Regions from separate parts of the Homo sapiens genome. Here region 1 is linked to region 2. The links are chromatin loops, found by intact Hi-C in ENCODE. Cell type or tissue: endothelial cell of umbilical vein. All regions are shown on one strand. Links, peaks and the distances in the headings refer to the core of each region. The heading gives the core; the rest is flanking DNA. Region 1 overlaps SNX10 (sorting nexin 10). Region 2 overlaps LINC02981 (long intergenic non-protein coding RNA 2981).

Region 1 (12,317 bases), core at 2,161-10,160, 120 kb after region 2:
GGTCAAGGCTGCAATGAGCCAATATTGCACCACTGCACTCCTAGGTGACAGAGTGAGACCTTGTCTAAAAAAAAAAAAATTAAAAGGTGCTTTCCCCAGTTATGTTCTCTCCTTTCCTATCCTGGTTAGAAAGAGGGCTGACTGGAGCAATCAGGGAAAGCACGTGTTGAGGATGGCAGAGCCACTCCTCCAGTCCAGGTCCCTGGGCGGCCCCCTGGAGCAGGGCTTGCTTACCTGCTTTGGAGAGTTACCTGAAAGAGAAATTGATTTCTCCCTCATTGGAGCCATTGCCATCTGGGGTGTCTTTGTTACAGCTACAGTGTTGTCCAGGTGACTCTAGCTCCTTATTTATTTCCATTTTATTTCAAACTGTCTCCTCTACTCTAACAGGCAGTAATAATCTTGCCTGGCTTCACCAAACCTTTACTTATTTCTGGCTCTCTTATAGGTCAGCACAATGTTAGAGCTCAAGAAATATTTACTATGTTTACATTTTTTGTTGTTTTGAAGTCAGGCTGAACCACCAACTACAGAAACAAGTAGACTCCACTAAGACAACTTTAATTAAACTGCTCACAATACAACTCACTGTCAAAACCTTTACACCAATTTCACATTTGAGTTTGGAGGTCATTATTTAACATAGCTATGTACAAACCTTTGATTCAGAAAAGAACCATAAATTAAAGCAAAACTTAGGTTGAAATGCTAATTCAACTAGAAAATAAAAGGTTCAGGAAAACTTAATATTTTTCAAAAAATATAAAATACAGTTCTGTTATAAACCCTGCAGGCTGACTCCAACCCACAGACACATTTTATCTTCCCCTCTCCAAATGCGGCACAGTTCTACACAGCATTTCAGGAGTTTTGAATGTCAACGTGCTTAGAGGGCACCACTGCGTCCTCCCTCCCTGGTGGCCTTGCACAAGGCCTCCTTACACATTTATCCTGAGGCCTGTGATCTGCCCATAGACTGGACTTAATGGGAGCGTGAGGCATGTGGACAAAATGGTTTTCTAAAAAGAGTGGTTAATCCTCGTCATGGATTACCAAAGAAGGTCATAGACCTTAGAAATATTCTTAGAAATAAGGTTGGTTTTCACACAGTGGCTTTGGGGTGAGGTCCCCTGAAGGTCAGGGGATAAACTTGGTAGGTAGATCAACAAAGAGGAAAACAAAAATTGGATGCAAGCTGGTGTTCATTACTACTAAACAAAATCAGGAGTTTCAGGAAAACCTTTTACAGGGTTAGACTGCAGGCTTGTCTCTGATCACCACTGTGACAGCCAGTGTGCCCACCTGCTCCCACCCTCCACTCTCCCTCCCCTCCTCCACTCCCCTACCTCTCCCTCCCCCTACCTCCACCCCCTCTGCCCCAATGCCCCCCACCCCAGACTCCTCAGGAGAATCCCATCTTTGTCAGACTAGTTCCTAAGCTATGGCTGCAAAAGTTGGAATTCGAGTGGGGAGGAGCCGAGAGGGCCAGGGACTGCCGTGTCAGATTTACTCTGAGAGCTACTGGGAGAACAGTGAGGAACAGATCTGGAGGGTTAAAGAAAAGGGGGAGAAAGACAAGAGCCAGTGTGGGCTGGGTCTGGAAAATCAGAAAGAGGCTAAAGTTGTCAGGAGTTTGAAAGAAGCTGAAGAGGAATGGGATAGAGAGAGATACGTTGTTATGTGCTGCATAGTAACATCTCAGTCAACAACAGACTGCATGTGCGACTGTTGTCCCATGAGTATCATGGAGCTGCCCTCTACAGGTGTACCATTTTTTATCTTTTATACAGTATTTTAAATGTACCTTTTCTATGTTTAGACCACATATATTCACCATTGTGTTACAACTGCCTGCAGCGTTCAGTACAGTAACATGCTATAGAGGTTTGTAGCCTAAGAGCACTAGGCTGTAGCCAGAGTGTTTAGTAGGCTATGCCGTCTAGGTTTGTGTAAGTAAATTCTGTGATGTTCACACAACAAAATTGCGTAACGACACATTTCTCAGAACATGTCCCCATTGTTAAGCAATGCATGACTGTATATGGTCCCCAACTTAGGGTGGTTTGACTCATGACTTTTTGACTTACAATGACATGATAGCAATATACATTCAGTAGAAATAGTACATCAAGTTCACATACAACCATGCTGTTTCTCACTTTCAGTATCGTATTCAATAAATTACATGAGGTATTCAACACAAGATTATAAAATAGACTTTGTGTTAGATGTTCTTGCCCAACTGTAGGCTAAAGTAAATGTTCTGAATATGTTTAAGGTAAGCTAAGCTAGGATGTTCAGTAGGTCAGATATATTGAATGCATTTTTGATTTACAATATTTTCAACTTACCATAGATGTATTGGAACATAGCCCTATCATAAGTCAAGGAGCATCTGGTAGGGTGAGAAGAGAGAGTGAAAGAAACAGAGGCTTTTAAGTTTGAGAGGCCAGGCAAGGTGGCTCACGCCTGTAATCCCAGCACGATTGCCTGAGCTCAGGAGTTTGAGACCAGCCTTGGCAACATGGCAAAACCCTGTCTCTGCCAAAAATATAAAAAAAATTAGCCAGATGTGGTGGTGTACACCGGCAGTCCCAGCCACTCGGGAGGCTGAGGTGGGAGGATGGCTTGAGACTGGGAGGTTGAGGCTGCAGTGAACCATGATTGTGCCACTGCCCTCCAGCCTGGGCAACAGAGCAAGACCCTGTCTCAAAAATAAATAAACAAACAAACAAACAAACTGAGTACCATACTCCCTGCCTTTCTGTAGAACCTGTTCTCTGAAGGGGAATCGTTCTCATTTAATGATATCCCATGTTCCTTGCACCCTGGCCTCAAGAACACCTAGTGTGAATGCAAGTGCCCCTTAATCATTTTCAGAAGGACTCCAAAGTACTATAGATTCAAGGGATCACTGTTCACCCTTTCTTTTTTGAATCAGTTTAGGAAAACTGTGCACAGTACCCCTACACAGAGATGCATACACACACACACACACACACACACACACACTCTTAGAGATTCACAGTGTATGTTTTTTCTTGAGGGTCTTGCTGTGTTGCCCAGACTGGAGTGCAGTGCCATGATCACGGCTCACTGCAGCCTTGACCTCCCAGGCTCGGGCGATCCTCCCACCTCATCCCTCCAAGTAGCTGGGAACTTAGGCATGTGCCACCACACCCGGCTAATTTTTGTATTTTTTTTTTCTGTAGAGATGGGTTTTTGCCACCTTGCCCAGGCTGGTCTCAAACTCCTAACCTCCAGCAATCCACCTGCCTCGGCCTCCCAGAGTGCTAGGATTATAGGTGTGAGCCACCGTGCTGACCTCACAGTGAATATTACCATATGAAAGTCACTGAGAAGTCCTGCAGAAAAATTAATATTAAACTTTATTTAGCCCAATGTGTCCAAAATGTAACTGGCCATGGAAACCTCCATCCTGTTTTTTTTTTAACTTATTAGCATTTAGTAAACTTATTAGCATTCCTCAGAACTAGCGCTGTAGGGAACACCTTTAGGACATTCTGTATCCAGTCTTTTTATTGTACTGATGAGGAAATTGACATCCAGAGAGGTTGGGAACTGCCTTTGGGTACGTGCCAGCCACAGAGCCAGAACCTGATTCACCAGACATCCTTCCAAATCAACACTCTCTCCGGTAAATCACACTTCAGTATGTCTATTCCATACCTCTAATATATAAACAGTACACACAGCACATGAGTTGATAGCCTTGTAACTGCCAACTTACAAATCACCCTTTAAAAAAATACAAAGAAATCACTAGGTGAGAGCTGAGATCATGTATACAAACTTGAAGTGTGTTTATATACACTATTAATCGCCCTTGTCATGGTTTATACTAGTTATCCAAGTCTTGCTGGTATCAATTGTTTATCCTCATTGCCTTCTCACTGAAATAATACTACCAATAACAAATACTAGCTCCCTCTTTGCTCTCAATGTGAAGGATAACATTAATATATTGATGCAAATTTCTAGCATTTATCTTTATGCATTCATTTAAATAGAGCCAAAACTAAAGAAATCACTTGTTAACAAGATAATCAAAAACAAATCTTTATACTGAGCACTTCATTGATAGATCAAATCCCATTATCACTAACTAAAAGGAAAATTCTTTACTTTGGAATTTGGTTGAATTTAAGACAATTTTCAAAAAAGAAAAATAAGAATGAAGAGGGGGGCATGGAAATCTTTGTTTTTGCAAGAGTTATAACTATTTGTCATATTAAAAAGTAAATTACGTTTGACTGTAAACTTGAAAAGGTAGGTAACATACAAATTTTTTTTAAAAAATCATATTTTGAGAGCAGTCAGTACCCAACTTTAAAGAGCATTTATGAATAATAACATATTAGGAAAGATCAATTGGGATTTCTGTCTAAAAAGTTAAATATTCAGTGCCTGTGATCTGTATTTGTTACCTAAGGCTTCTTTATCAGCAGAAGAAGGCAAATGATACCCTGCAAATGTTTCCAGCATGCAACTTTGCTTATCTCCCTGTATTAATGATCTGTATGGCAGCTGTTATATTAACCTTATCACATAGTACAGCAATAAGGGAAAACTATTGTGAAGGAAGAAAAAAAAACCATTTTGTTTAATCTCTGGGAGCTTTTTTGAACCTAGCAATTTTCTGATTGTCAAGGGTGGAAAAAAAATGAAAGTTAAACTTTTACTGAGTTTATTTACAATCTCAAAGAAGAAACTGGACATTTCCAAATGGGTGATTCAGTAAACATCATAAAATTTGAAGAGGACACAGATTAAATTATCAACTAAACGCTCATTATGTGAATTCTGGGTTTCATGGGGTCCACTAGGGAGCTCCCACCAGGAGTCAGGAAGTGGCTCCTGAGAAAGGCAGTCTCTCCTTCAGGGCTCTGAACCGCTCATTTATGAATATGACATTACCAAAAAAACTCCCATTTGCCCCTCGTAAGACTTCTACCTCTTTCTTCATACAGTCTCTATGTGCACACAGATGAAATTCAGAGGCTCTGTCTTTTAATCCCTCTTTAACTTGGATAATATCAAACCTGACCCTGACACCATTCTACCTTCTCTTCTCTCAAGGTGTTGAGAAATCACCTAACTCTATGATTGCAATTAATGTTTGGTTCAGCTACAAATGCTTGAGCTCAACCCACGTACTAGCAGAATGAACACAAGCCCCTTCCACTCCCCCAACTAGGTAATATGCTTTTTCCTTTTTTTTTTTCTTTCATTATCCCTTTAATACAGAGCAGGGCTACTGATTAGCAAGAGGCAGTTTGACTCCAGCAATAGGTCTTCTTCACTAAGCCTCACTGTCATGGAAATTCCAGCTGCTACAAGAATAAGAGGCTCAATCCATATTTGCCAGCTCTAATATGAAATCTGTCAGAGCCCAAATTAATGAGTTCCAAATTCCTTACATCACGATAACAGGTTAAGACTGGTCAATTAATTACATAAATCCTTCCCGATTCATTGTGCGTTTGCAGCCCAGATTGTGTCTTACATTACTCCATGACACAAGGCCTTTTGGCTCCTGTTGTTCCGCAGAAAGGCCCCATTTAAGTGGAGGCTGCCTGCCACGGCAAAATGTTAAATGTCACACGTTAAATTTGCACTTTTCTGTAATTTCTTTTGTTTAAAAAAAAATTAAACGAAAGCACAGGGCTCCCAGTACACCGCTATGCAGAGAGCTGGGATTGTACTGCACGGATCCCAGGGCAGGTCAGCACCTGTGTTTTACCTCTAAAACAGGTTTTAGAGCACATGCTCCCCAGTACCGGGTCCTCTATAAGCAGTGGAACCCAGAACGTGCATATTTGTGAAAATAAGCCAAGTTTCCCTAAGATCTAAGATTCTTGTCTTTATGAAAGGATTAAAATAGGATTCTCTACATAGCCGGCTTCTCTTGTCTACCAGTAAAAATATGGGGTATCTTAAACCGTGCTGATCTAATCATCTTTCAGAAGCGTGTGCATATTATATTTGCATAGGCCTTTGCCTTAAAAAAAAAACAAAGGTATTCCAGATGGCTTTGCTATTTGTATTTGTCACTGTAACACACCTACAGAGAGTGGTCTGATTGAGGACCTCATAATCATCCAGGCCAAATCTTTTCCTTTTTATAACATCACAATGTGCCTGGAATCACAGCTAGTTAAAACTCGACCTGGATGTGTGACCTCCAGATTCCTAGCGTGGTCCCTCCACCCCATTACATGTCTCTGGACTTGTATGCACGTAGCTGCTGGGTACCGAATGAGACCGGTTCTGGTTGTGTTTCCTGAACCATCTTATTGCAGGCTAGGGGTTCTGCGAATACACGAGCGACCAAATGATGCTCTTAAGTACAACCGACACCTACGTAGGGAACAGGTTCTTTCTACTTGGGAGCCCTAACACCACTCCACTACGCGGGCAGCTCGCCAGACCCAACCAAGGGCGCGTTCTGCAGTGGGCGGCTGCAGCCTCCGCACTGGCCCGGCAGCGCCCCCTTCTGTCCTCCGGCGGCCTGGCACCTGATGTGTCACAGGCCGCGCGCTTTTTCCGGGTACTAGAACACAGTCCCGCTTACAGGGCCTCAGCCTAAAGCGGGTGGAAAACTTGTATCACCCCCCTACACACACACACACACACACACACACACACACACACACACACACACAGCCCAGTCCTACCACCAGGCGCGACCGTCCCCTCCCTCTCCAGACGGAAGGGGCCAGGTTAACGCAGCCGCGCGCCCGCCGGGCAGGTTAGGTTCTCGGGGGCCTAGAAGGGAAAGGGGTTAACTAATGTGTGCGATGCGTGTGCAGATGACAAAATTTAGGGCACGTAGAGTTTGCCCGGCCCCACCGCGTCCGCTCGCGGGGACCCTCGGGGGCCGGGCCCCATGGGGCCGGGGCAGCACGGTGTAGCCCCTCCTCCGGCCGGGCGCGAGCGTCTGCAGAACAAAGCCTGGAGTCCAGCCCCGGCCCCGGCGCGGCCGCCCCTCAACCAACCCCCAGGCGGCAAGGCCCTCTCCACGCGCGCTCTCCAGCCTGGCGGGGCCCTGGAAGCCGGGACACGCGGAGGCCGGGAGGGTCATCGGCGTTTAAGGCAGCCTCCCACACCAAGTGCACCGCCCGGATCCCCTCTGCACGAGGGCTTTCTGCTTATTGCTCTTTTCCCCAGCAGCCAGAATCGTCACCGTAGCGCGGGAAGGGGCCTCGCGGGCCGTCTGCAGCAGGTGCGGCCGGGAGCCGCAGGCCCGCGCGGTAAATCGCTGTCTCTTTGCGGTCGTTGTTCCCATTCACCGCCCGCCGCCCCCCGCCCCACCACGGTTCTTTTTTTTCTTTCCGCCGCGCAGTTGCCATGGGTTACCAGGGCGGTTGCCATGGGTTACCGGACCGAGGCCGGCTGGCTCGCTACCTGCAGCCCAGTCGCCGCCGCCAGCGGAGCGGCCCGGGCGGGACGCGGCGGGAGCGCGCGTGTGCGGGACGCAGCGCGGGGGATGCGCGCGGGCCGCGGAGGCGCCGCAACCAACAGGCGGCCGAGGGTGCAGCCGCGGGAGCGCCACCGCCAGTGGGGTGGGGGGCAAAGCTATAAAGAAGGCCCAGAGGTAAGAAACTAGCAAAAACACAACCACAAGTTATGCCCGTGCTGTGCCTCTAGCAGCAAAGACAAGCGGTGTGGGGTTGGATGAATCTACACTTCTCGTCGGGGGAGAAAGGGTATTTTCCTCTTTAGCATAAGCCATTTACATAGTGTCTTTAGACCAGAGTTTAAATTCAGCAGGAAATTGTAGCTTAATGGTTTTTTTTCTCTTTTCCTCTATATCTTTTGAAAAGAAGTCTTTGGAATTTTGGAGAAAGAGAAAGGGTCATTAACTACCAGAGTTTGCGCAGCTAAAATAAATTAGTGTCCAATGCACTGCTCATGATCTAGAAAAGTTTGCAGTAGGAGTGAAGCGCAATTGTGTCTGCTAAAAAGGGACAATGGTGACTCGTTTGTAAGATGCATATGGCAAAGAATAGAACCAAAGTCCTTTGTATATATAGCAAATGTTAAAGAAATTGTTGCTTATTTACATCCTTCTGAAATTTTTGAACTCCACTCTATTAAAATTATTAATTTCTTATGACCTTTATTTGCAAAGAAAATTCTATGCTTTGAATGTCAAATTGCAGTAACTAATTTCAGACAGTATTTTGTATTTGAAAATGTGTTTATATATAATAAACTAAGAAAAGGTCTATATTCCAAACAAAAACACAAAATTGTACTGAAATTGTTTCCTTCATTGAAAAGATGTTGCCTTGTATTCACAGGATACCAGCTAAGTAATTTAAATATTAAGAGGAAGACTATTTAGAAACAGAATAAGCTTTGTTATTTTCGTTTAAAATGTTAAGGGGCCTCTAATGAAAAGGGGTTGTCTTTTATAGCTCAAATACTGAAAACCTTATTGGTATCACAGTAGCTCAATAATAATGAATCCTTAAGGCATCCAACAAATACAAACCAAATTCAAAACAACGTCCAGTTTACTGTTGGATATAACGGTTATTGTGGCCAGGCTAAATGAAGTTGTTTAACTTCTTAATTGTCATAAAAGAAACTTTGTTCTTTTACTTTATACTGCATATCACTTGTTTGTATTTAATTATTCAATAAAATGTGGACTAGGTTTGAAAAACTGGCAAGATACTTCATATCTTAAGGAATAGTATCTGCTTAAAAATAAATACTTGTTTGTCCCTAGTAATTTTTAAAACTTGAAATTTTAACTAGAATTAAGTAACTTTCTTCTAAGTGAGACTTTATAAGAAGCCGAAGTAACAGGTTGTTGACGTTCAGTGCTGTTGACACCTTTGGGTTATATATAAATCTAGTTCTACAACAAAACACGTAAGTTGGCTTTATAGGTGAATAGTTTACCCTTTAAGAATCAGCCAGGGAAAATGCAGTTTTGCTGTATTGTAATCATAAAGAATCCAGGATTAGAATTCTTTACATTTAAGTCACATTAAAAATAGTGTTAAATAAACATCTATTCAAGTTAGCTACATCAGTAATTATTTTCTTTTTCCTAAAGAAAGCTTTATAAAAAATATGCCAGAGAAAAATAAGAGACAAAGCAAGAAAACCACTGGGAACTGAAGTTCATCTAAATATCTCAGCTGCAAGAAATCAGTTTTAAGAAGCCAGTGTGTGGACATTGAAACAACTAAACCAAGGCTAAAAGCCTCAAATATGTACAACTATAGCTAATATTAAACCATGTTTTACCAAATTTCCTCATAAAAAATAAAAAACACTGAGTTTGGGTCTAAGGCAGAATATATTCTCTTGTATAAAATAAGTGATCCGGCAAAGTTGATTTTTTTTCACGTTTAATGTAAAAATGATCTCGTGACATTTACATACTAAGTATTAGGCATTACATAATATTAATTTTGATGGCTATGTTACATCATCTAAAAATAATATGACAATTGGTGGCATAGTATGTGTTTTTCAAAACTGCTGTAAAACAGAAATAGTGTGAACTCAAATACATATTGCTGAAGGGATGAGGATCGCTCTTAAATGCCTGGATGGCATGAACTTTACATATTAGCATGGTAAGAAATTACTAAATCTTTTCTTTTCCTGTATTAAAATAATGAGGATCTAAGACACATTAAATCAAAATATTTACAAAAATTTAATAATGTTTTAGACCAAAGAAAAAAAGGACAAATTAAAGAAATCATTCTTATTCTAAATTTAATTTTTTTAATGTTAGTTCTCAGTTTTCTTAGCTTTTTTTTCTGTTGGTTCTTTGAAACAAGCATTGTAAAGACTTTTTAATAATACAATAGCTTTTAAACTCTTAGTGAAAATGAAAAGGTTGCTTTTTGTAGTAGCCTCTGCCACTCTTCAATTAGGCTGGGTAACAAAGCAACAAGTTATCCTAGTTATCTGAAAATATCTTCCTGTTAGTTTCACAGAAATATTTTGTACCATTCAACATGGATGAAACTTGGGTAATTATCTCAAGAAAATGTTGCCTCATCTGAAATCTGAACTTCAAAATAGTTTATCTAAGATATCTTTGGGACACTAAAAAAAAAGACATTTTATGAAAATTATACCAATCTTCAAGTAGATGCTTTAAAAGGGGCTTTTTAAAAATGAATAATTATTTCTGAAATTAGCAAGTCGACATCCTTTTCTAAATTATGGGAATATTTATTGGTAAAATTAAATTTATTAATCTTTATAAAATCCTTCCTCTGATTTAAGTAATAAGTAACCACCACTGATACTGAAAGTTATCTAGTGATAAGAAATTGCACATTTAGTCAAAAAATAAATCATTAACCTGATTATACAATGATAATGAAAACAAATTATTTGTCTCCAGAAACCATTTGTTGAAGCTGATTTTGGATAATGAAAATGTATTTCTGAATCTATATATTACAGTTATAAGTAATATTACTAGCACTATCTATGTTTTTTCTAAGATGTAAACATTATTTTAATATGTCTCTATTCATAAGATACATTTCCATCTAAGCGTGAAACAGAATACTGGAAAGGTTAAATACTCTTAAAATATTTCAGTCTAACACCCAAAAGCATAGTGTTTTGCCAGTGCAGGGGAGGTATCCACAAAATATCAGGCACATATCTGAGAGAGGCAGTCTGGTCTACACTGTTACTCTTCATAGGGTTTAACAACATATACACCGTGTTTATGGTAACACTGCCCCACTGATACAAGAAGGAATGCTCTATCTTGATTTTAAATGCTACTTAGTTACCTATCTTTTTAAATTCAATAAAACCAACTCGGTTTTTTAAAACATGTAAGTCATTTCATTGGAGGGCAAGATCTTGTTTACCAATAATGTCTGCCTGTAAAGGATAGTATTGTATTCACAGGATTTTTAGCTTTACACAGAAGCTTACCTAAAATAAGACAACATAAAAATACCACTAATAAACAACCCAACATCTTTAAGAATTTAAATACCTAACATCATGACAGTGAGCTTTAGGTAAGAATGTATTATTATGAAGCTTTCTTCTCTATGACTGGACATAATTTGCTATTCCTAAGATAGTAACATTAGAATTATTTTTCAGGATTCCTGCGGAGCTGTATTTACTTTACATCCATGTGAACTGCTGTCATCACTACTGTGTCCAAGCCCAGAGGATGAACTGGAAAAGAAGAGAGGGGGAAAATAATAAAAAGAGGAAATTGGTTTTCACAACACACTCAAAGCCTGAGTAACAGAGGAGAACTTTAATTATCTCCAGTCACAAAGAGAGACAGGAAATTTGGACTTTTAATTAGCCATTTGGAGTGCAGTTGGGTATTTTTTTAGCTAGATAATTTAAACGCGAATAATTCAAGTCTGACTAAATGAAAGTCACATAATCAGAATGCAAATAATTGAATTTCTACTGCATTCATTAATTCAGTGTGGAGGTGTGTGTGAAGACTACTATGATGAGCTGTCACAGCTCAATAAAATCTCAGTCAATTAATTTTTTCATTATCTTAGTATTATATCAACAAAAAAGTGAAGTGTGTATATATATCTATACACGTGCATATGTGCATACTATGTATTATATAAATACATATACATTAAATCAAAATGCAAGGAAATACCTTTCTGAATCATAATCTATATCATTTTCTTTTTTTCCTTCTTCATCTTCTTCAGGGAAACGTCTATTCATTAAGGCAAACTTGTGAATTGCTTCTTCCACAGAGTACTTAGTCTGCCCAGAAACACACGCCTCAATGTCTTCTGAATTCAGATGGCTCTGTAAGAAGAGGTGAAGGCTGCTATCTGAAAGCAAAAGTGCATTCTGTAGGACTCTATATTAAAAAAAAAAGGAAAAATAATTGGTGAACAGGATGGTCAGTGATAGGGTAGAAGAAAGAAAAACATTAGAAAAGTACCACTGAAGGTAATTTCTCTACTGTGGTAAACTTTGTATCAATTATGGGCTCTGCCCATTAAGGGGAGGAAAGCATATGTTAACTTTTATTCAATTATTTGGAAATTTAGGTGGGTAAAAACATGAAGCTAATAGTTAAGAACATCTGTTAAAAGAATAACTTCAAGGACATTTCTTCAATTTACCCATCTCTTATTACCATGTGGATTAATTATGGAAATATTTTGCTTATATAGTCATAGAAAGTTATTCTACTTTAAAAAATTTACTGCCAACAGCATGTCAATTCAGTGATCTTTATGGGATAGGCTGTCATGAAACATCAAAACTTTCAACTACTATTAAAAATT
Region 2 (12,317 bases), core at 1,973-9,972:
TGTGCACCACGCTATTCGTCGTCACTGCCTCCCTTATCCTCTGTCTGCATGCCCCCCTCCTGCTCTCCTATATTTGTTCTGGTATATTTACAGTCCCTGGGCAGGCCCAGCACACTGTCAGCTCTACTGACTTTGCCAAGTCTAAGATCCCTTTTAGGGACTTATTTTATTTAAAGAGCACCCCATTAATGGGTTTAATGGCCTTTCAATCACTTAGTATGCATTGTCAATGAGGGAGAATCGATTTTCTGAGAATTCCTGTTCTGGGAGGAAAATAAACAGCCCTTCCTTCCCATTGCAATTTGGCCAATGAGCAGATGATGTAGAACTCAGCTCTATCCCAGACTCACAGAGCTTTTCTTGCAGCGGGCCTGCGAGTGTGCAGGCTCACCCAGCACCACACTGAGTAAAACTCACTCCTTTCTTTCTGTGTTGCTGTCTCCTTTTAAATTGTGACTTGCCAGGTTGTGGGGACACCCCGCATATGCTGCAAATGAACTTTGAATGAGCTCGACTGTTGCTCTCACAAGACTCACTTCTGGGTTTGTGCCACCCTCTTTGGTCAAGAATCAAACCATTACCCATGGAGATGTATTAGATCCTTCTGGTTCACAGTAATGGGTGGGAAAGAATGGCTGGCATTCCGAGACTCCCCCTACCTCATACACCCATCCCAGACATGAACATTTTTTGGAACACCATGGTCTTGAGTTCCAGAACCTTGAAGAAGTGATCAAACACATATCCTCTCTCTGAGGTAACCTCTAATTCCATCAATATCTGTTGATGACCTCCTCTGTAAAAGACATTATTCTTGGCACCATGAGAGATGCATTCAGGGGACACATGAAGGGTAAAGGCAGTCTCAGACAAAACACAGGGTTGTCTCCTCCAAGTTAGGATCTCTATTAGGTGGTGTTCAGCAAAACTCTCTCCCCCTCCTGTTCTTCCCACCCCTTCCCTCCTCCCCACTCTCTTCAACCCTTTCCCAATAATCCTGCACTAACCCTGCCGCCCGCCCACCATTCTCAATACCAACAGCTACATTTTATGGGCACTGACCGTGTGTCAGAGTTCCTGTCTGAGCACTTGACAAGCACGGTGGTCCTCACCACAACTCCGCAGAAGGGCTATTGTCATTGCGATCCCTATTTCACAGAGAAGGAAGCCGCATTGGAGGGAGGTCAGATCATTTACTGGAAAACCAGGTCCGTCTTACTTGACCTTTTCTCTTAAACTTTATGCTGACTTTGTCCTTTTCTTGCTCTTTTGGATGTATTTGGCTCTCCAGGGAGCCCTCACCAGCAGGTACCCACTACCCTAAGGTATGCGAAGCAAATTTGTTTATATCCAGCTATTTATAATAATAACAGTAATAGCTAGCACCTATGAAGGGCCCATCCTGTGCCAAATGCTTCATAGATTTTTTTTTTTTTTTTTTTACTTAATGCTCACAAAACCACCCCCAAGAAATGGAGAAAAGGACACCATGAGGTTAAGTGACTTGCTCAAGGTCTCACAATTATTCAGTAATAATAATGGTGAAATTGCTAGCATTGATTGAAGGCTTATATGTCAAGCACTGGGCTAAGGTTTTTATATCTATGTATTTTTAACTTCTAACAAGGTAAGTATTATTATTTAGAGCTTACAGATGAGGAAACTGAGGCTCAGAGATTTAAAGTAACTTGCCCAAGGTTATCCAGCCTGTAAGTGGTAGAGCCAGCATTTAAAACCAGGCAGGTTGATGCTTGTGCTTGTAATAACATGGACATGGTCACACCCCAAAGCCCATGTTATTCATATTGCACTGAAGCTACTTCTGTCCTCCCTCCCTTAAAGCCCCTCAGAAAATGGCCCATGAGTTTCCCCAAAGCAATAGTTGAACAGAAACCAGGGAGATTTCAGGTTTTGCAGCAGGGCTGTCTCTTAACAAGCTCCTGCCCTGCACTGGAATTGCATTTGCATTTGTCCTTCTGCAGTAGTTTCCAATTCCCAAGCAGAACACAATTTAACTGTAAAATTTGCCTTAACTAGGCAGCTGTCTGCTGCAGTCAGGCACCAGGCTCAGGTGCGACTCCCTGTAGGCTCTCCTGAATCAGTGTGCCAGCCTCTGTAAAGCAATGTAAAGTCACCTTCGAGAAATTAGATGCCACTTGGAAGAGGCGTATGCTGCCATGCCCATTTGTTGTCAGTTTGGAACAGTGCAGGGGGTGCCAATCATGACTCAATTACTCCCAGGATTTCTATCCTGAAAGCTTCTCTGTCATTTATGAGAACTGGCACAGGGCAGACTACCAACTGTCCTGAACCAGGGCTGTTTCTTGGGACAGCGTCTTGGAGGGGAAAGGTTATAGATTTACTTGGCTTCCCTTCACCACAATGTCAAGAGGACATCAAAACAAGGGATCCCGGCTGGGCACAGTGTTCACACCTATAATCTCAACACTTTGGGAGGCCTAGGCAGGAGGATCATTTGAGGCCAGGAGTTCAAGACCAGCCTGGGCAACATAGCAAGATTCTATTAAAGTAGCATCATTGTCTAGGTTAAATACCCAAGGTTTGTTGTCTCACGCCAAGGGAATCGAGGATGCAGACACACAAGAAGTGAGTTTAAGAGCAGAGGTTTAATAGGCGAAAGAAAGAGAAAAGAGAAAAGCTCTCTCTCCTGCAGAGACAGGAGGCACCTGAGTGGGTCTTCCGGTTTTGTGGTAAAATGCACAGGGTTTTATAGATGAGCTTGAGGAGGCAGTGTCTGATTTACACAGGGCTCAAGAGATTGGTCAGACCAAGTGTGACACTTGCGTAGTGCACGAAGAGGCCAGCCATCCCACCCTAATCTTTTATTATACAGATGGGGTCTCTACCTGGCTGGTGCCATGTTGCCTGCTCCTTACTGTACACTTGGTTGACAAAGAAAAGGGAAGCTAGAGCCACCATGTTGAACATTCCTGGCCCCCAGGTAGCCTTTTCCTATTGGCAGAGCTGCCAGCATTTACTGGTGCAAGCTTCCAGCTTGCTTATCTATGTCTGCAGCTTGAGGTTACAGGCTGCTCTTTGTTAGAAAAGAAATGATTTGAGGGCTGCTAGTCATTAAAAGGAAAACATTACTGAGGACTTCCTAACCCTTTCTATCTGCCTAAACAATTTCTTTTTAACTTCTATATCACTATCTCTACCAAAAAAAAAAAAAAAGACAAAAAAAATGAGAGATCCCAACATCCCACCATCCAATAGTTTGGGGATACAAATGCTATTCAGCAAATATCATCTGAGCTTCTACTATATTTACGACATTATGCTAGGGGGTACAAAGGTCAATCAAAAGCACAATCTCATCCTGACACGACCCCACAATTTAGGCACCTTAGAAAGGTCTAACCAATGAAACTCAAAGACATCTGCTTAGAGGCTTTAATTGAAACAGAGGAAGCAGACGAGACTATTGGAAGAAAGACTATACAAAATAGGAAATAAGAGAAAAACACCCAGAAGTGAACTTCTGCAGAGACCTAAATCTGTGGGGCAGAGGAAGTGGCAAAGATGTCCTAGAAAAGGAGAAAGGGAAAAGGGTGACAGCACAAAATCCCAGGAAGTACAGGGTGACACAGGAAAGAAACATGTCCATAGTGTCCAGAGCAACAGAGACGATGATCCAGGAGAAAAGGCCGGGGACGCAGCTACAGGGAGGGCGCTGACAGCCCTCAGGCAACAGTGTTGGGAAAAGGCGACCAGCAGCTGGCCCAAGGTCAAGGAGACAGGTAGCTGGTGATAGTACTCTTTTAAAACGTTTACTAATGAAAGGAAGGAGGGGTTGAGGTCGGTAAGGTGATTGGGGAGCAGGCCTAAGGCATGTGTTTTGAAGGAAGGGGCGATCCAAACATGCTTGCAGGTCCCGGAAAGGAGAGCTGGAAGATCCAAGGGGAGCATGCGTTCCTGATAGAGCGAGACTTTAGGGCAGCAGGAGGGACCAAGGGCACAGGGAGATGAACTCACAATGGAAGTAGAGAGATTCTTCAGAGACAGGAGCTCAGAACAGGCAAAGAGCTGGAGATGGAGAAGAGGATGCGAAGGAACTTACAGCGGGTGCCCTTGACTTTGCCATAATTTCAAAAATGATCTCCAAAAGAGTGATTGTCCTGTCACCATCATGTGGGGACTGCCCTAAAACGATCGTCTTCTGAAAGATGCTAAAGGAAATGGGGAAAGAGTCACTATATCCATTTTTCATCAAGCTAATTTTCATCTTTTTCTTTCTCATTGGTTATCTTAAAAATTACATTTGTCGTTGCAGTTGATTTCATTCCTCACCCTTCCCGCCCTTAGGACTGTCTTATAACCTTTACCTTCAGGATTTGCTTCCTATCATTACCATCAGCTCCAGAGCCCGCAGGGGCTGGTTATCCAGTCTGAAGATCACCTGGGTCTTTCTCTTCCTATCCCTGACTCCCTGCACCTTAGCCATTCCACTGCTCAGCCTTCCCTCCACCAGAGATGCGCAGTGGAAGCACAAAAAGCTAAAACTAAAACTAGTCCATTTCATTACTTATTTGGGCATCTACCCAAGTATTTTGAAGCTATTAGCTCAAATGAGCTTGGGGGTCCACAGTTATTTCATTCTCCCTGAACGGAACCACCACCCATGATTACTCCTAGTCAGAAAGACAGAAATGTCTAGGTGAGAAAAGAAGACATGCCGAGTGCCAGTCCCACTGGCAGAGGTCTAAATGAATATACCTCTTGCTTTTGACCATCTCCTTGCCCTTTACTCTGCATCTCACTTTCTCATCAGGGATGCCTAATTTGAAATTCCAGATGCAGCATTTTCAGGTTGGAAGCACTAAGCGTTGGTGTTGCCAATATTAACGGATCAGTGGTTCTTGCGGTCCCTGAAATGTGATTCTCAGAGTATTCATTGGCATTATGGTTAGGACAGCCTCTGATGCTTCAGATTCTCCCTGTCTCATTGACAGTGGAGCACAGGACATGATCTAATGGTGCCTGTTTTCTGTGACTTCTCACTCAACTTTGAGAGGTGTGTATTTTTAAAAGGTTCCAATAGGTTGTGATATTGTACTATAGGTTTGTGAGATGTTACCACTGGGGGAAGGTGAGTAAAAAGTATACGGGATATCTCTGTATTATTTCTTACAACTCTATATACATTTATAAGTACCTCAAAATAAAAAGTGTAATTTTAAAAGTCTCCTGGCGAAGGTAGAAATGAAGTGTTATTGTTCTCAATGCGTATAGAACTTCTATTTGGAACGATGAAAACATTCTGGAGAGCTGTTGTACAATAATGTGAATATACTTAACACTGCTGAACTACACTCAAAAACGGCTGAGATGATCAATTTTATGCTATGTGTTTTTTATTACAGTTAAAATTTTTAAAAATATATTTTTAAGGCTTCAAGGTCTTGCTATGAGAAGAACAACTAAACCTAACAATGATTTTTCATATACTCAACACAGCCACTAAAATGGCTACAATTTAAAAGACTGACCACACCAAATGTTGGCAAGGATGTGAAGGAAGTGGAACTCCCATATGCTGCTGGTGAGATATACAACCACTGTGGAAAACAGCTTGGCAATTTCTTATAAAATTATACATACACTTACAATATGATCCAGAAATTCCACTTGCAGGTATTTATTCAGGAGAAATGAAAACATATGTCTGCAAATAAGACTTGAACTTGGCACCTTTATTCAAAACAGCCCCAAACTGGAAATAGCCCAAATGTTCAACTGGTCAATGGATAAACAAATGATGATATATACAATGAAATACCACAGTGCGATACAATGCTAAAAACTACTGATAAATACAACATGAATGAATTTCGAAAACATTATGCTAAGTGAAAAAAATTTAGACATAGGAGCATATATTGTGCAATTCCATGTATTTGAAATCTGAACACAGACAACACTCGTCTATATGACGGGGAGCAGACCTGTGGTTGCCTGGGGCATGGGGAATCAAGAGTGGGGACTGACTACAAAAATCACAAAGGAACTTTTTGGGTTGATAGAAATATTTGATATCCTGATTGCGATAGTGATGGTTACTTAGGTGTATGTGTCTGTATATGCATTAGTCTGTTTTCATACTGCTATAAAGAACTGTCCGAGACTGGGTAATTTATAAAGGAAAGAGGTTTAATTGACTCACAGTTCCGCAGGACTGGGGAGGCCTCAGGAAACTTTCAATCGTGTAAGAAAGCGAAGGGGAAGCAAGACCCCTTCTTCACATGGTGGCAGGAAGGAAAATTAACGCAGGAAGAACTAGTAAACACATAAACCATCAGATCTCGTGAGAACTCACTCACTATCACGAGAACAACATCGGGGAAACTGCCCCCATGATTCAATTACTTCCACCTGGTCTCTCTCTTGACACGTGGGGATTATGATGATTATGGGGATTATAATTCAAGATGAGATTTTGGGTGGGGACACAGCCAAGCCATATCAGTATGTTTTATTTTTTTTTAATTATACCTCAGTCAAATTGATTGAGAAGAAAGAGAAGTCTCCAAGAGTCTCTAACCGATCAGAAAAATAAAATAAAGCCTAGCTAAGATTTTTTTATTCTCAATAGTTTAACTTCTTAAATGCATCTTCAAAAATTATCAGGTACCTGAGTCAACAGACTGTCTTAGATCTGCCAGTAGAGGGAACTCTTTCTCAAATCTCAAGGGGCCCAGAATAGCCAAAACATCCAGAAAAATGAAGAACAAAGTTGAAGGTCTCACACTTCCTGATTTCAAAACTTGCTATAAAGCTACCGTAATCAAAACAGAGTGGTCCTGGCATAAAGACAGACTCATAGACCAATGAAATCAGAAATAAACCTTAATATATAGGGTCAAATGATTTTCAACTAGGATGCCAAGACCACTCAATGGAGAAAAGACAGTCTTTTTTTCAATAAATAGTGCTGGGAAAACTGGATATCCACATGCAAAAGGATGAAGTTGTACCATTACCTTACATCATAAACAAAAATTAACTCAAAGTCATCAATGACCTAAACATAAGAGCTAAAACTATAAAACTCTTAGAAGAAAGGGGCAAAATTTCATGACATTGAATTTTGCAATGATTTCTTGGAATTAACACCAAAACACAGGCAATACAAGAAAAAATAGGTAAACTAGACTTCATCAAAATTAAAATATTTTGTGCATGAAAGGACATAGTCAAGGCAACACACAGAATAGGAAAAAAAATCAAATTATCTATTTGGTAAAGGATTAATATCCAGAATAAAGAACTCCCACAACCCAGCAACAACCTCCATTTAAAAATGGGCAAAGAACAATGGTTCCCAGAGGCTAAGGGGAAGCGGGAATGAGGAGTTATTGTTTAATGAGTAGAGTTTCAGTTTGGGATGACGAAGAAGGCTGGAGGTGGATGGTGTTGATGGTTGCATGACAGTGTGAATGTATTCAATGCCACAATGTATTCAACGCCACTTACACTTAAAAATAGTAAAATAGTAAATTTTATGTTACATATATTTTACCACAGTAAAAAACCTAAAAAAAATAAAATTAATTAGAAACATGAAACAGAGTACTTATTATGTGCCACTTTTCACATATTACTTGAGTTGATCCTCTCAACAATCCTATGAAGCAGTCACTTTTATCATCATCCCCATTTTATGGATGAGAAATGGAGGCTCAGAGAGGTCAAGTGCTTTGCCTTTGGAAATGAAGACAACGAGTGGTAGAGCCCAGAAAGTCAGGCTCCGGGCTCAGTCCCTGTAACCTGTACCCCACACATCTTCCTTGCTGGCTAGCAGATGATGAACATGACCTGTGTTTGGGTGGGGTGAGGCAAATCAAGGAGAGGCTGGGACCAGGCCTCCTCCCAGCCACTGGCCTTAATTGCAGGCTTTTGACTCAGCACTTATGCCGAACAGATCAGGTGTGCCCTGTGCCAGGGCCTTCTGACTTTTACTGCTGGTGGCAGAGCATGTGAAAGAGGTGTAGCCCCAGACACCTTCACTGTCAACACAAAGGGACTCATGGTCGGCCTCCCTAATGGGAAGGAAGAGGTTTCTTTAAACATTCTCCAAGAAAAGGCCTGAGGGATCATGTGCCCTTCCAAGATGTCTGGTGATTACCTGATCCCTCATTCAGCTACAAATCCATTGAAGTTTAAAGAAAAATGTAATAAGTAATTCTGTAGGGTGAATCATTCACTAAAATACCTGCACAATCTGGATTTGGGGAAAATTCTTGGATTGGAGATTTGAAAATGTTAATGTTTTACCAATGTGTATGGTGGTTTTCCATATATTATTTATTATTAGTATCCTGGTTTTTGATATAATAGTATATTGAATTAATCAGTATTAATTCACAGTATTATGCCTTTAATATATTAATATATTTTTATTTTCTGTAATCTTTCTCTCTTTCTGGCTGTAAAAGAGAATAGTGTCAACACAAGGGCTCTATATTATTAATTTTTTTTTTTTTGAGATGAAGTCTGGTTCTGTCACCTAGGCTGGAGTGCAGTGGCATGATCTGGGCTCAAAGCAACCTCCACCTCTCAGGTTCAAGTGATTCTCTTGCCTCAGCCTCCCGAGCAGCTGGGATTACAGGCACCCACCACCATGCCTGGCTAATTTTTTGTATTTTTAGTAGAGATGGGGTTTCACCATGTTTGTCAGGGCGTTCTCAAACTCCTGACCTCAAGGGATCCACCCGCCTTGGCCTCTCAAAGTGCTGGGATTACAGGTGTGAGCCACTGTGCCCAGTATTATTAATATTTATTGAGAGCTTACTACATGCAAGCTCTTTACATGTATTAGTTCATTCTCACACCACCATTTTTACCTAACCTCTATGTGTTTATGAGAAAACACATAGAGCCTAAATAACCTATCCAATATCAAGCAGCAAGTATGGGGACAGCTGAGGGTCCCACCCTGCTGTCTGGTCCAGATCCTTGCTGTAAGCCAGCCTCATGACCTCAGGACATCCCCTCTTCACTCTTTGGGGCCCCTTTTCCTTATCTGTGAAATGAGAGAATTGGATCAGACATGTAAGATTTTCTTCCAGCTCAAATATGTCTATTTCCTTATTTCTGCACGCAAATGATCCTCCACCAGGCCCTCCCAGGTGTATCCACCAGCACTCCCCTGCTGGATTCTGGGTGCCATCCACGCCATGGACCTGGGAAAGAGAGTTGGGCCTGGCTGAAACTGACCGTGCCCCAGAGCAGGGGCCTGAATTGCAGGCCTTTGACTCAGCACTCGCTTACGCCGGACAGATCACGTGTCCTGGTGCTAGGTCCTTCTCCCGACTTTTACTGCTGGTGGCAGAGCACTTGAAAGAGTGCTATCATTCTTTTGTCTGCCCCAAACAGCCTTTACTCTTCAACTGCACTCACCCCTCTACCTACCTAAATATTTCAACTGTCTTAACAAAATCTACCCACCCTCTGAAATGACCCAATTAAAGAAAGCAACGGATAAAATACTCAAGTTGATATTCTCATTACACTTCCCTCTTTCATCTCCTGGAATCACAGAATTTCTTCTCACTTGTGAATTTCCTAACAAGTCTAGGCAGTGGTGTGCTGGTAAATGTTTAACACTTAGTTCCCGGGAAAAAAGAAAGCTCTCTAATATGAATCATTTTCTCAGTTATTTAGTTTAAATATTCCCACCATGGCTGATGTCAAGCTACCAAGGCAAAGTCACTGAACACAAAGTTGAAAAGAGACGCAAGTAGGAGCTGGTGCCAGCATACCACTGAGTCTGTTTCATAGAATTACGTCCTCTGAAAGCCTATAGCCTAAAGCATTGCTCATTCATTTGTTCTTTAATTCATTCAATGAACTTCTTAAAAATAATAGGAATTGAACTGATACTTATTAAAATAGTTATTACAAATCAAAAGCCCTATTGGGCTTATTAGAAAGCATTATTTTTCCAGTACTTCCCCCAGAGGTTCCTTAGAACAAGAGAGGTGGAAGGGTGGTTCTTCTACTTTCAAATAATTGACTTACCCAAATTAGATGAGATTATTTTCTTCTCTTGGATTAGCAATTCTCATTAACATCCTAAACATTGGGGAAGGTGACATCAGAATATTCTGCTTTGACTGATATAAAGTCCAACCTGCTTTATTGTTGAAAGTTTACAAACCCAATGCAAAAAAACAGTCACTTCTGGAAAATGCTTACCTAGACATATGCTTGCTATAATTCTTTTTCTCTACATTGTTATATTCAAGATAGATGTGGTATGTGAAGAGTATGAACTCTGGAGCCTGAATGCCTGGATTCTAATCACAGTTCCACCACTTAGTAGCTATGTGATCTTGGGCAAATTACTTAACCTCTCCATGTTTCAGTTTTCTCACTATAAAACAGGATTCATAATAACAGTAGTAGCTGTTGTGAGAGCTGAGTAAATATACATACATATATTTGTATGTTTGTATATAGCATATAGAAAATTCCATGTAACTGTTAGCAGTTATGTGTCATCAGACATGATCAGCGTTTCTCAAATGTTGTCTAGGCATCTTTCTAACAAGACGGTGCAGTCCTTGAAGTCTTTCTGCAGTCCCTCCACAGTGCCTAGCGTATAGCATGACTTTAGTAAATTCCTATTGAATAAATAAAGTAATTAATTTATTAAATGCAACTGATCAATGCAAAACATCCTTGCCACAAAATATCCTTGCCACAAAAAATAAACCATCTGCTCTGTTATCAGGATCTTAGGCACACTTTATGTCTCCATAACCCCTCCAAATGTAGGGAAGGTGATCAAGAATAAGGGCATGGCTGGGCACAGCGGCTCACGCCTGTAATCCCAGCACTTTGGGAGGCTGAGATGGGTGGATCTCTTGAAGCCAGGAGTTCAACACCAGCCTGGTCAACATGGTGAAACCCCATCTCTACCAAAAAATACAAAAATTAGCCAGGCATGGTGGTGCACGCCTGTGGTCCCACTACTCGGGAGGCTGAGGAACAAAAATCTCTTGAACCCGGGAGGCAGAGATCATGCCATTGTATTCCAGCCTGGGTGACAGAGTGAGACCCTGTCTCAAAAAAAAAAAAAAAAAAAGAAAGAAAGAAAGAAAAAGAATAAGGGCATGGAGTAATTTTCAGAGCTGTTAACATGTATTTATGTTCAAGAATGTTTATTTTATATAAGCAAGAAAAAATGAAAGCAACCTAAATGTTCATCAACAAGGAAAAGGTAATAAATTTTGATGTAACCATTAGATATTTATGTTTTCAGGAAGTATTTATTAACATGAAAAAAGTCCTAATTGTAATAAGTGAAAAAGCAGCATTTAGAGTTGTATAAACAATATAATACCAGTGTCCATTCTTTAAAAATGTGTTTGCATGAAGACAGAAATAAAGAGACTTACAATAAATATACCACAATCATTAATAGCTGTCTCTGGTTGGTGGGATTTTGGGTCATTTTTAAATTTTTTTTCTTCTTGATATATTTCTGTATTTTCTAGTTTTCCCTAAAATGATAAACAGAAAAGAATTGCTGTTAAGTAAAGGAATTGCTGTTAAAATAGAGACACTAATTCCAACTTTGGAATTACGTATCCACCCTGTCTGATGTTATTCACTGCCACCCATCCCCATCCCATTCCCAACCTCCCAAAGTGTCCCAAATCTGACATGATGGCATAATCTATGCATTGCAAATATGACACCATCATCCAGCTATTTGGAGACATTAATAATTACCTTAATTTTTCACACTCTTTCAGGTATCTGGCATTGGGTAAATACAGTTAACCTCACGTAGACATATTTTCAGCTATTAAAAACCAAGCACATTTGTGTTAGCTCCTGCCCTTGAGGTGCCTGATACAAGGGAAGCATGATTGAATACCTCACTGATAAGGCTGAACAAATATGTCCTTTGAAAGAGGCTATAGGAAAAGCCCAGATTAGAGATGTGTGATGCACATTAAAGTCTAGCTAAATTTGGGTAAAAGGTGGGTCTCGATTTAATGAAGTGCTCATTCTAGAATATTGGCTTTAAAAAGACCATTTCTATTACTTTCAAATCCAATGGGCTTGAAGTGCAATATTCTCTAAACGGAGGTAGCAAGTGCACAACAGGCCCCCGCTTTTAGGAATAGGTGAGAATTATTTATAACGAGCCGATCAGTCAGCTATGATTTGGTCCCTCTGATGCATTTAAGAACAAATTATTCAAGATAATGAAAAAAGCAACTAATTCCCTTAAGTGGTGCAATTTTTTGCAATCTTATTTTTATTCTTAATTTGTGTACCTA

What was found. Peaks named below come from ENCODE experiments on the same cell type or tissue, not always from the same donor. Only the 100,000 strongest peaks of a DNase experiment are listed, where the experiment ranks them.
Region 1: it touches region 2 in a loop (13-fold over the local background); 49 of 110 quality-filtered maps call a loop at or near these places.

Annotation. Positions count from the first base shown.
Region 1 is chr7:26,371,388-26,383,704 of GRCh38, reverse strand. SNX10 (sorting nexin 10) reads right to left here. Exons shown (of 7, transcript NM_013322.3): 6 at 11,672-11,884; 7 at 9,322-11,214. The coding sequence ends at 11,133. SNX10-AS1 (SNX10 antisense RNA 1) reads left to right here. Exons shown (of 2, transcript NR_136272.1): 2 at 11,137-11,686. Among named protein-coding and RNA genes, the nearest start is that of LINC02981, 21 kb to the left of the region's middle. RefSeq lists a silencer at 6,816-7,025. In endothelial cell of umbilical vein, for the core only: a CTCF peak has its summit at 6,514 (motif pointing left); DNase peaks (open chromatin) are centred at 6,454, 7,194, 8,834, 9,324 and 3 weaker places; H3K4me3 peaks cover 3,718 bases; H3K27ac peaks cover 3,464 bases.
Region 2 is chr7:26,495,325-26,507,641 of GRCh38, reverse strand. It overlaps LINC02981 (long intergenic non-protein coding RNA 2981), which reads right to left. Exons shown (of 5, transcript NR_148502.1): 4 at 11,424-11,528. Among named protein-coding and RNA genes, the nearest start is that of KIAA0087, 37 kb to the left of the region's middle. In endothelial cell of umbilical vein, for the core only: a CTCF peak has its summit at 6,672 (motif pointing right); DNase peaks (open chromatin) are centred at 5,561 and 6,721; H3K27me3 peaks cover 309 bases.